2 separate regions of the Homo sapiens genome follow, and region 2 is linked to region 1. Evidence: chromatin contacts called from ENCODE Hi-C or POLR2A ChIA-PET data. All regions are on one chromosome and are shown on one strand. The core of a region is the stretch at or near the end of the contact, and the rest is flanking DNA. Distances in the headings are between cores, read along the strand shown. Region 1 overlaps PXDN (peroxidasin). Region 2 overlaps PXDN (peroxidasin).

Evidence for each region. A loop is a pair of places that touch in the nucleus more often than their neighbours do. ChIA-PET counts read pairs that join two places held with the same protein, here RNA polymerase II (POLR2A). Pooled maps may share reads with other maps.
Region 2: a map of IMR-90 shows a loop between it and region 1 (2.6-fold over the local background). The contact joins two enhancer-like sites. A Hi-C loop is called at or near these places in 30 of 168 maps with a recorded cell type or tissue (IMR-90, MCF 10A, PC-3 and 21 more) and 19 of 50 pooled maps. POLR2A ChIA-PET finds 5 or more read pairs at or near these places in 6 of 52 experiments (AG04449, AG04450, BJ and 3 more).

What each region holds. Positions count from the first base shown.
Region 1 is chr2:1,672,736-1,678,334 of GRCh38, reverse strand. PXDN (peroxidasin) reads left to right here. Exons shown (of 23, transcript NM_012293.3): 8 at 1,291-1,408; 9 at 4,523-4,692. Among named protein-coding and RNA genes, the nearest start is that of LALTOP, 50 kb to the right of the region's middle. RefSeq lists an enhancer at 1-872. Within about 2 kb of position 2,559, at least 11 of the 41 ENCODE cell types and tissues checked have a DNase peak (open chromatin) inside an H3K27ac peak, as active enhancers do; they include PC-3, ascending aorta, heart right ventricle and 3 more, where a contact is called at or near this core.
Region 2 is chr2:1,727,989-1,733,587 of GRCh38, reverse strand. All of the region lies in intron 1 of PXDN (peroxidasin), which reads left to right. Among named protein-coding and RNA genes, the nearest start is that of PXDN, 14 kb to the left of the region's middle. RefSeq lists enhancers at 2,582-3,187, 4,115-4,797, 4,798-5,480. Within about 2 kb of position 3,472, at least 24 of the 41 ENCODE cell types and tissues checked have a DNase peak (open chromatin) inside an H3K27ac peak, as active enhancers do; they include PC-3, ascending aorta, heart right ventricle and 3 more, where a contact is called at or near this core.

The sequences.
Region 1 (5,599 bases), core at 1,310-3,809:
TTTGTGGTGATGGGGAGCCATGGGAGGGTTTACGGAACGTTGGGATGATGTTTATATTCTAGAAGGAGCTTTCTGGCAGCCCTCGGGAGAGGGAATCGGGGAGTGTGTGAGGGAGGCAGGGAGGCCGGGTAAGGCCTGAGTGGTGAGAACCTCTGTGAAGCCAAGGGCTCTAGTGCTGCAGAGGAGAGAGAAGAGGAGGCACGGTTCCCAGAGTGACGGGAGCACAGGGAGGGCTGGGCAGAGCCGCCCCAGCCTCCTGACCCGGGCTGTGCAATGCTGGGGAGACGGAAGGAGGCAATCCTGGAGGAGCCCTTGCTGACAGCCCCAAGTTGGGTCGAGGGCCTTGGTTTTGGTTGCCGGGCAGAATGGCAGCACTGAGCAGAGCCATCTCCGCTGCACACACACACACACTCGTACCCGTGCTTGTGTCCGCCCCACTGCAGGCACTCACTTGTACACACCTGTGTGTGGTTGTGTTTTTCTTCTCGTGATGCTCACAGAATGTACATGGAGACAGATTCGCACACTGAGGTGACGAGGCAGAGATGGAAGCCTAGGCCTGCCCTTGGTGTGGTTCCCTCATGGCTGCTGAGGGGAGCCTTAGAGAAGGCCGCTCCCTGTGCGGGCCTGGAGCTCCGGAGCAGCCACCAGGGACGGGAGCCTGGGAGCCGTCAGCCCTCGAGGAAGGCCTGGGAGCCGTCAGCCCTCGGGTGGCCCTCGGATGGCCCTCGGAAGCCATGTGGAGTCACGGGCACGCAGGAGGCAGGAGAGGCCATTCTCCCCTTGCCCAGGGTGGAGGGTGAAGGGCGGGGCAGCTGTGGAGGAGGGAGGCTGGGAGTTGCTCCAGCTGTGGTGTCTGCCACCTGCCTGTGCTTTTAGAGGCTTATTCTTTCAGGGACGCTTTAGCTACAGAGTACTATTTTTTGTCTTTTCTTCAGTGAAAATAGCGACCCGTGGCGTATCCACTCCGCACAGGTGTTTGGCTTTCCCAGAGGGCCTCGAGGGGACGCCGAAGGCTGTCATTTGGGGCTGTCTGCCCAACTCTGAGCCAGCCTGTCTCTAGGGTGCTCAGAACATGGCACCCTGAGGCATAGACATCATGTAGATCCGCACCATAGACGGGGCTGTAGAGAAGCCAGTCTGGCACTTTTGTGGGGGATGTTTGTGGCTGAATTACACCTTTGGGCATCTGTGGTTTCCTTTTGGACACAGAGAACTCAGCGTGTGTTGTCATTTATTTTCATGTCATGGTTTAGACTAAAAAGGTTTCCATTTTCTGGTTGGGCACAGAAAGGCCCCGGATCACCTCCGAGCCCCAGGACGCAGATGTGACCTCGGGGAACACCGTGTACTTCACCTGCAGAGCCGAAGGCAACCCCAAGCCTGAGATCATCTGGCTGCGAAACAAGTGAGTTGGGGCCAAACAGAAATGCCCCTGTGCATCTCTCGGAGTTACACTCAGACACCCAAACCACACCTCACTCCCCACCAAGGCCCACGTCCACTTTTCCTCCTCCACGTAGGGAAAAGTACAAAGGAGAAACTATTTCTGCTCCTTTTCCGGTCTTACATGGCAGGGGGTGTGACGACGTTTCTGCCAGGCTGGGGCCCCTTCCCCACTCTCTCCTGGGCAGCACAGGGGTGCCCTGGCTGGGCAACGCGTCACTGCGGCCCTTCCCGGTGGGAGGGAGGGAGAGCATGCTGGTTGTTCTCTCCCTGCCTGCTGACGTCTGGCAGCAGCCTGTTTGCTCTGGTCACTGTTGTTGGCAGCCTTGACCTGGGGCATTGTGACCAACCTGAGTGGGTGCGGGAGGGGCCCTGACCTCTGCTGGGACGGCGTCCTCAGGAGCCTGGAGCGCCATGCAGCTGCTGACACAGGTTCGCTCAGCTCCCGTGTGGATCTAACTTGTCTCCCAAACAAAGGAAGTCTTCTCTTGTGTCCACAAACATGCTGTGGACCTGTTAAGGCTAAGACGGCCCTGGCTGCGGCTGTCAGGGTGACGGAGGGAAGTCCTACCGCTGACCATTACATGCGTCCTGGCAGCGAGCCCCACCTGTGAGCCAGGTGTGGGGAGCACCCCTGCGCTGCTGGGGTTTGTGAGCTGGGGCTGTGTTGGTTAAGGAGTGATGGAGTCTAGGGGGAAGAGATGGGAGGAGGTGAAAGGCGTGCAAGGGGGGTGGGTGGGGCAGGACCTGGGTGCAGGGGCAGAGAGGCCTAGGTGGGAATGAGGTCAGATTGCCGGAAGGCACCTGGGGCCAAATCACTGAGGGTCCTAAGTTGGAGTGGAGCACTTTCAAAGTGACCTTTTGAAAGGAATCCTTAAAAGAAAATCCTGAAGTAAAGCCACCATGTCCTACCTTCTCCCATCTGCCTGCGTGAGGACAGCTTCTGAAGGAGCTCCTCCTGCCGGCCCAGCCCCAGCACTCCTGCGCTGCTCCTCTCTGGCCATGTTTAGTCATGAGGCAGCAAGAGGGATGCGTCTGAGATGTGAGCCCTGTGATACTCGGGCTCAAACTGAGTCATTGTTTGATACTCGGGCTCAAACTGTGATGAGGCACAAACTGAGTCATTGTTCCAGACTCCAGAGGCAAACCGGGCTGGGCTTGGCTCTCGGGCAAGGTGGTGTTTATAGAAGAGATGGACAGGAGCAGGGAGCTGGCCATCCCCAGTGGTCAGGAACAGAATGGGAAGATGTGTTCATGCTGAAGAGGACATGGGAGGTTTGTTCCAGCTCTAGATTTTGTTATCCTCATGACTGAAAAGTCATATTGACCTTGGCTGCAGTGCCGGACAAGGAGCCTGTAAGGTGCAGTCACTCTCTTCACAGCTTTTGTCTTGGATGGCTCCCAAGTTGATGAGATTTAAAATCCAGAGAACACTGGAGGAATTCTGCAGTATTATGTTGTGTGCATTTAAAAGTCAGGGAAGCATAAATTTGGCCCCAGTCCATCACACCTACATTTTATATACGAAAAAATTGATGCCCGCAGTTGAAATCTCACAGCTAAATATGGCAGAGCTAGAGCCAAAGCCCTGAGGCCTGGTGACCTGTGCTGGGCTCTGCCCTCCACCAGCTCGAGTCTCACCTGCCGGCTGGCCTTACCTAACATCCAGAGTCACCTGCAGGCCACCCTCACCTGCTGGCTCGCCGTGTTTCTGGTGGGGGGGATTGGGCCACATCAGAGAGAGTCTTGTTTATGGGGCCTAAGCTGACATTGCTTCCATCCAGCAATCCCTGTGGGTAAGGACAGATTGCAAGTTGGGGGATTGGTGCCAGGCGAGGAGAGCATGAGGAAGATTTGGGAGAAGGTGGGCGTTGGTCTTTCGAGTGTTCCCGACGGTTTGGCTGCGCGCTGGCAGGTTTCTGAGGGCGGTCATGGGGAAGTGCTTTTGCACAGTGCTGGTGCTGCTCCTCCTGCATGAGCGACCCAGCTTGGTCCAGGCTGCACAGGCTCCTTAGGAAACTCGCGTGGAAGGTGATGAATCTCGTGCACTGAGGAAGTGGGTTTCTGTTTCACAGAGGTCTTGTCTGTCTTGGTGATCTGCAAGTAGGAGTTCTCTGTAGGCCCGTCTGCATTCTCAGAGGGCTCCGTGCCTGGCTGTTCTTACTCTGTCCTCACACTTGCCATAGACTGGGATCTCAGTGGCATCCAATGTCACCTCTCTCCTCTTCACCTGCTTCTGCATAAAGGGAACTAAAGTGAAGTTACAGGTGGGGTGAGGGTGAGAGGCGGCAGGACTGAGCGTTGGGGTAAAGGTTGCAGCTTTTCTTGGCTGCCCGAAGTGTGTGTGATGCAGCATGGCCCCAGGGGAGGTCCTTGCTGCCCGAGGACTGGCCAAGCCATGCAAAGGTGGGGTCACCTGTGTCCTGGCCTCTTCGTGGTGCAGTGCCACAGGTTCCTCCCAGATCCCAGAGGGAGGCCAACCAGCAGCTTGCAGGCACTGTTTGTTAAAATACAGATAGAGAGGTCTGGCGCACACCTGCAATCCCAGCACTTTCGGAGCCCGAGGCAGGAGGAGCGCTTAAGCCCAGGAAGCTGAGGCTGCAGTGAGCAATGGTTATACCGCTGCGCTCCAGCCTGGGCTGCAGAGTGAGACTCTGTCTCTAAAATAAAAAAATAAAATACACATAGATACAGCTCTGGCTTTTAGTAATGTAAAAATGTTTCTACCCTTTTTAGTTAATTCACCAGAAACGAAAGAAAATGTTTCCTTGGAATTTTTTCCGTTTTGTTCATTGCTTTCTCCTTTGGAATTAGAAACACTTTAAAACATGTAGATAGATTGAACACGTGAATACTAAGGATAAGTACCTGAGTGAATGAGATGTGCAAATACACGGTCCCCTTTTCAGAATTGCCTGTTAGGTCAGGGCTGCCAGGAAGGAGGAGACCCTGGAAGGTGAGCTGTTCCTCGCACAAGTTGTGCCTGCTGCAGGGCTGGAAACCCCTGTGCTGGGGATGGGTGAGGTACGTCTTTGTGCTTTCAACACTTGACCAGACCATATTTCTGTCTTTGTAGTAATGAGCTGAGCATGAAGACAGATTCCCGCCTAAACTTGCTGGACGATGGGACCCTGATGATCCAGAACACACAGGAGACAGACCAGGGTATCTACCAGTGCATGGCAAAGAACGTGGCCGGAGAGGTGAAGACGCAAGAGGTGACCCTCAGGTACTTCGGGTCTCCAGGTATGTGGCGGGCATTTCACACCGGGGTTCCATCCAGAATTGTCGTCCCTCACTATCTGCCTTCTCCTTTCCTTGCACCCCAAAATAAGAATGAACATTGAAGTCTGAAGTTGAAGCTCCAGTACCAGGGTTGGCTCAGAAAGCTTTCTAAGCGCAGGGTCGTAGATGATCCATGAGCGGTGCTGTGGTCCCCAGTTAGCCCCTCATCTGGGGACACACTCATAGTCCACACAGCCGGGGCAGTCCATGCTGTGAGCCCAGCCCATTGAGAGAGGGCCTTGCCACACCCTGACCCACCGACCCCACCCCCCAGGCGCCATCTGAAGGGACAGCTACTCAGCCACAGCCAGCTGTTGCCATGTGGTAACGAGGTCTCTATTTTGCTAAGGGCTTGGATTATGTAAAAGAAACCACAAATCTAGATTTTTATCCAATATTTTCATGTTTAAGATAATGGCACCTAAATTTAAAACATTTAAAAACTGTCTCAGCCGCATCAAGTCCAGCTGTGGCCTCTCATCCATCTGGGCCCCATCAGGTTGCAAACTCTGCTCTGATCCACCTGTGTTATCCATGGCCATTGCTCAGAAGAGGAGCTGGGCCCTTGAAGAACAGCGGATTGAGGCATTGGGTGTACCCACCATGGCTCTGGGAAATGATACAGATCAGTTCATGCCTCTGGACGGGTCTGCCTGTCGTCCTGTGCAGAAGCCGGTAGAGTCGGAGCCCTTACCCAGGGAGGCTGCAGGTGTAACTTCCTCTCTGAAACCTTCTGGCTGCCTTTAGCTTCAGCCACAAATCATGCCAGGGTTGCTGCTTCCCTGGTATTTTGTATTTCAGGCCATTATGGTTATAAAACCTTTTGTTTGGCAATGTAAGTGGTTTTGGTGTTTCTTGTTTAAATCCC
Region 2 (5,599 bases), core at 2,223-4,722, 54 kb before region 1:
GTATTTTTAGTAGAAACGGGATTTCACCATGTTGGCCATGCTGGTCTCGAACTCCTGACTACAGGTGATTCACCCGCCTCGGCCTCCCAAAGTGCTGGGATTATATGCGTGAGCCGCACTGCGCCCAGCCGACACCGCTTTAAAAATGTCCTCTCACATTGTTTCCCATGAGGAATCTACTGACACCCATATCGTGTCAGTACAACGTCTGTGTGTTTCTGGCCGCTTTTAAGATTTTCTCCTTATCCCTGGTGTGGAGCAATTGGATTATGATATGCCTTGGTGTGGTTTTCTCTGTGTTTTTTGTGCTTGGGTTTTTAAATTTTGATTTTAATTTTTTATTTAATTTTATTTTTAAATTTTTGGACCTGTGGGTTTACAGATTTCTTCAAATTTGGAAAATCTGGGGGTGTTTCATCTTCAGATATGTTTTCTGTCCCCATCTTTGTCTCCTCTTTTTGAAGATTCCAGTTATACGTGTATTAGGCCACAGCTCTCTCATCCATTGCTTAATTTTTTGTTACTGTGCCTTTTTCTCTATGTGTTTCATTTTGGGTAGTTTCTATTTTTTGTCTTGAAAGTAACAAGTCTTTCTTTCTCAATGTCTGATTTGCTGTTAATTCTACATGTTTTTCAAATCAGACATTGTGATTTTCACCTCTAGAAAATGCGGGTATTAAAAACAAACCTTCCATGACTACTTGGTGTTTTGAACTTGTGGAATAAATACAATTTTAATAATCTGCTAACTCTAACATCTGTGGCAGCTCTGGGTTGGTTTTAATTGAATAATTTAATCTTCTCAATAGGGATTGTAATATCCTTCCTTTCATGCCATATCATTTTTTAAGCAGATTCCAGACAATGGAATTTCACTTTGGTGAGCACTGGATATTTTTGTTTTCTTATAATTATCCTTGAGCTTTGTACTTGGTACAGTTATATGGAAACAGTTTGGTTCTTTAAGGTCTTGCTTTTAAGATGTGTTGGGCAGGATTGGAGCAGTGCTTTACTAAGGCTCATCGTTTTCAACAACTGAGGCAAGGCCCTTCCATGTCCCATACCAACTGCCTGTGAATCATGAGGTTTTCAGTCTGGCTGATGAGAACGGCACTGCTCACTTCTGGCCCAGTGTGTGTGTGACCCTGTGATCCTTCTGGCCCCGTGTGTGTGTGACCCTGTGATCCCTACTCCATTTGGGTGGCTCTTTTCTGGCTGTGGGCAGTTTGTGCAGCTCAGGGCTCAGCTCAGTGCTGGACGCTCTGCAGGCCCCTGGGCCTTTTCTCTCCCTATCCCGGGAGGGCTCAGGCGTCCCATCTCTGTCCTGCCAGGTCTGCTGCCTGGCCTCCCCGGGTTCTCAGCGTTGTCTTCTCTCTTAGGCAATGAGCTGGGGCCGTTTTCTGCTGGCTACATCTGTTTTCCATCACACGGATCAGTGCTTTGTTGGCTGATGCCCAGTAACTTGAAAACAGTTGCTTCATATATTTTGTCAGTTTTTTTGGTTTTTGGTTGTTTCAGACAGAAGAGAAAGTCTTGCCCCTATAATCCCATCTTGTTCTAAAGCAGACATCTCTGAATTCTTCTGCAAGCAGGTGTGGTAAAATAAATAACATCATAAAATAATGACCACATTCACATTCCCAAGCTCATATTTAAGAAAAGATGAAAATGACTCAATCCTGGTGTTCTCCATCTGTCTTTGGAATGCTGTTGCCTTAGTCAGGGCCATTCGGCTTTAGTTGGTGTCCTGAACAATGGCAGAACCTCAGTGCCTTAAAACAGTGTGAGTTCCTGCCCCACTCACACAAAACCCCGTGCAAATGTTCTTGGCTGGGCAGCTCTTCACTGGAGGCTCAGCTCTAAGCCTTGGGATAGCTGCGTGTTTTGTGCCTGAGCTCTGTGGGATGTGTCAGGCCGATCTGTCTCCATTTCGTCTGTGGCTGCCCACTTCTGGCAGAGGCAGAGGTGAGTAGTTGTCACAAGCCAAGCTGTTTAGTCTGGCTTGGTAAGAACATGTTTGCTCTGACATTGACCCAAGGATCCCAGCTGTGCCCCGCCTGAAGCTCCACCATCATCCATCCCTGGCCTCGAAGCTGTCACGGAAGGGGAGAGAGGAGGTTATGTGAAGGCTCTCTGCTCCCACCTGCTCGGAGCTGATGCGCTGTTTCTGCTCCCAGCGCACTGGAGAGACAGCACACGTCTCAACCCAGATGCAAGGGTGCTGGGATGCGGAGGTCAGCTGCCTGTCCAGGAAGCCCAGATGCAAGGGTGCTGGGATGCGGAGGTCAGCTGCATGTCCAGGAAGTGGAAGTGGACCGTGAGCTTCTCAGTTTTTGCCATAGCTGTCCCAAAGTTTAATAGCACACAATTATTGCTCGCTCTCTTAAAACTTCCTCTCACTAGTTCATGTGTGTGTGTGTGTGTGTGTGTGTGTGCGCGCGCGCTCTCAACAGTGTTCTGTTGGCAAGGATGGAGCAGCTCTGCCTGCTTATCACTTTTCAGAGAGGTCTGTGATGTTGATATTCCCTTTGCTTGCTTCTGTGTTCTGGGACTTACAGTGATTTTACCACCTCCCAACCCAGCTTCTAATGTGGGCTGTAGCAAGTACTACCACAGATAGTTTTAAAACTCTCTCCCTCCTCTTCTCACAGGAAGCATTTTGTTATCATTTGGGGATTAAAGGCAGTTTGTTTATGCATCATGGCCCAGTGTGATTATTGCGCTAAGGGTAGAATGGTTTCAGCGACTGGAACCATAGGTCACAGCCGGATTGCTTGTAATCTAGTTGCTTAACTGAAGACTTTTCTCTAAGGGATGGGACAGATTTGGGTTTGACCTCACATGTGCCCTGGGTAATTAGAGAAGTAATGGGTCACCAGTGGAGGCTTAGAAGGAAGCCAGCAGGAATCCCTAATTCTCAGCCTGGATCATTGGCTTCTGGGGACCAGGAGCTGGATGTTTAAGTGGTTTTACTCAGATGTAAACCATGCCTCCTCCCCTGCCTGTGGCTGGGCCGTCCGCCATACCCTGAGCCTGACTGCGGTGCTGCCCTTTAGCCAAGGAGCCCCGGCTCTTCCTGTTTACTTAGCGCAATTCTAAAGTTGTGTATGAATTTGTAAGAGCTTTGGAAAGTTGCCCCACTGCCTTCTCTCCCAGGACCCCTCAACTGCCCATCCCTGTTCACCTCTTGTAGGTGTGGAGTTTGGTTGGGCACACAGAGGGGTATAATCTGCCAGGCCTGTTTGCCACAAGGGCTCAGCAGCTTTTTCTCCACAAGCTGTAAGCTAAGAATTATGATGCCTGCTCTTTTACCCACTAATTGCATCATCCAGCTTTCTTTTACAACATATTTTTAAAATATTTTTATGCAAGTTACACATGTTCATGTTAGAAAAATTTAAAAATAAACAGGAACAAAGTGAAACAAATTACTCACATTGCTGTCATTCAGGAGAAACATTAGCTGGGCTTTGTTCTCAGATGCACACACACAGAAGCATTCAGGCGTGTGTAGTACGTAGCAGTATTTGTCTACCTGTTAATATTTATCTGTCATGTATCTATTTTCAAAAATTGGGTCATGATACATGTTCTGCTCTATAATGCACTTTGTATGGTTTTAAAATCTGGGAATATATTATGATTGTGTGTCTGTTCAATAATTAGAGGCCTCCATCATCATTGTTAATGACCACACAGTATTTGTTTGAAATGACCAAATCTGCCTAACAGAATTTTTATTATGGGTCATTTCTTTGTTTCTACTTTTCTGCTCCTGCAAACAATATTTCCAAAATGTGATTGCATGCATTTTTGTGTGTGTCTGTCTAGATTGTTTTTACGGCACATTTCTAGAGAAATCTTTTTTTAAAAAAAATTTCAGTAGATTTTTGGGGAACAGGTGGTGTTTGGTTACATGAATAAGTTCTTCAGTGGTGAATCCTGAGATTTGGGTGCACCCATCACCCGAGTGGTGTACACTGTATCCAACGTGTAGACTTTTATCCCTCACCCCCCTCCCCCACCCTGCTGTAGGAACATTCTGGGAGGTTTTGATCTGCACCAGGGATGGTGGTTGGCCTACGGTGGGCTTTCCCTGTTGTGTTTTCTTCCTGGCCCCTGTTCATATTATCCTGCGGATGGATGTTCTCTGTAGCTGAGCAGTGGTGACTGACTTACTACAGGACTAATATAGAATGCACCTTCGTTGGGGAGCCTGTAATGGGTCAGGAGGGAGGGCTGAAGGGAGGGTCAGGGGCTGAAGGCACCGTCTCTGACCCCGGGATGGTGGAAATACAGCCTGTGTAAGTGCTCATGTTTCTTTGCTGAGTGACTGCATTTTGATTCTTACAATTTGTTTTTTCTGCAAATGGTTTGATTTTCGGTATGCCCTGAGAGCCAAACCATCTAGCGTTTGTGCCTGTCATGTATGTTTATTTGCCAGCTCTGTCTTTATCCCAGGTTCTGACAGTTCGCACCGTGTGGCTTGTCTGTGTCTTGTTTGATCTCTGCCTCACAGTCAGCTGTTCTTACCAGACCCATAGTCACACCGGGCCCCGCACTGGGAGGAGCTCACAGAGCAGCCAGCCCAGCGCCCTGCCTGCTGTTCCCCGGGGCGGAGCCTGGTTAGCCATGGTGGTCCTGTTCTGCAGAGCCCCAGAATGCTGAATAAAAGAGGGCTCGGCCTGTCTCGCTTCTAGAGGACTCGCAGGGCTATATCTGTGGCCACAAAAGTTTTTTCAAATCCTCCTGTTTCGCGTGCATTCCTGTTGAAGGACACTTTGTTTCTGTACATTGTTGATTCACTGACATTGTTAACGAGCTGTGGCCGGGAACACTGTCCCCCATTCCTGAGTGGAGCTTCTCCACCACACCTGTTCCTCGTGAGGGCAGCACAGCCAGAACGGCAACACTGTGCTTTGGGGCCGTTTTAAATAGCAAAATCACCAACAAAAGCACAAAAAGTGTGAAATGCGTGGCCCTAAATAGACCTTGAAAAAGACCCTGTTTACGGCAGGAGAGTGGAAACAAGAGGGCCGTTGTCAGCTTTACCAGCTCAGCTGTGGACCTGGGTATCAGGTGACTCCGATTTTTCCCCATTCTGCGCCTGTCCGCAGATAATGGCGGAGGTGCTCCAAGTACTGATTTTCGAGGTGAAGTCACAAATTTGGAATCTGCAAATAATGCGGAGGGACTGTATTCTCCGGCTGGTAGCTCCTAGAGAGAGGCTCTGTGCTGAGGGCCCAGGGACCCTGCCAGCAGGTGCCCTTGCCGTGTGACCGCCTCAAGCGAAACCGGCCTCGGAATCTGTGCTGCAGGGTTTACATTAGTTGTTGAGAACAGGACAGTTGGCTGGGTGCAGTGGCTCACGCTTGTAATCCCAGCACTTTGGGAGGCTGAGGCGGATGGATCTCTTGAGCTCGGGATTTAGAGACCAGCCTGGGCAAAATGGCGAGACCCGTCTCTACAAAAAATACAAAAATTAGCTGCACATGGTGGTATACGCCTGTAGTCCTGGCTACTCACTTGGAGGCTGAGGCAGGAGGATTGCTTGAGCCTCGGAGGTTAAGGCTGCAGTGAGCTGTGATTGCATCACTGC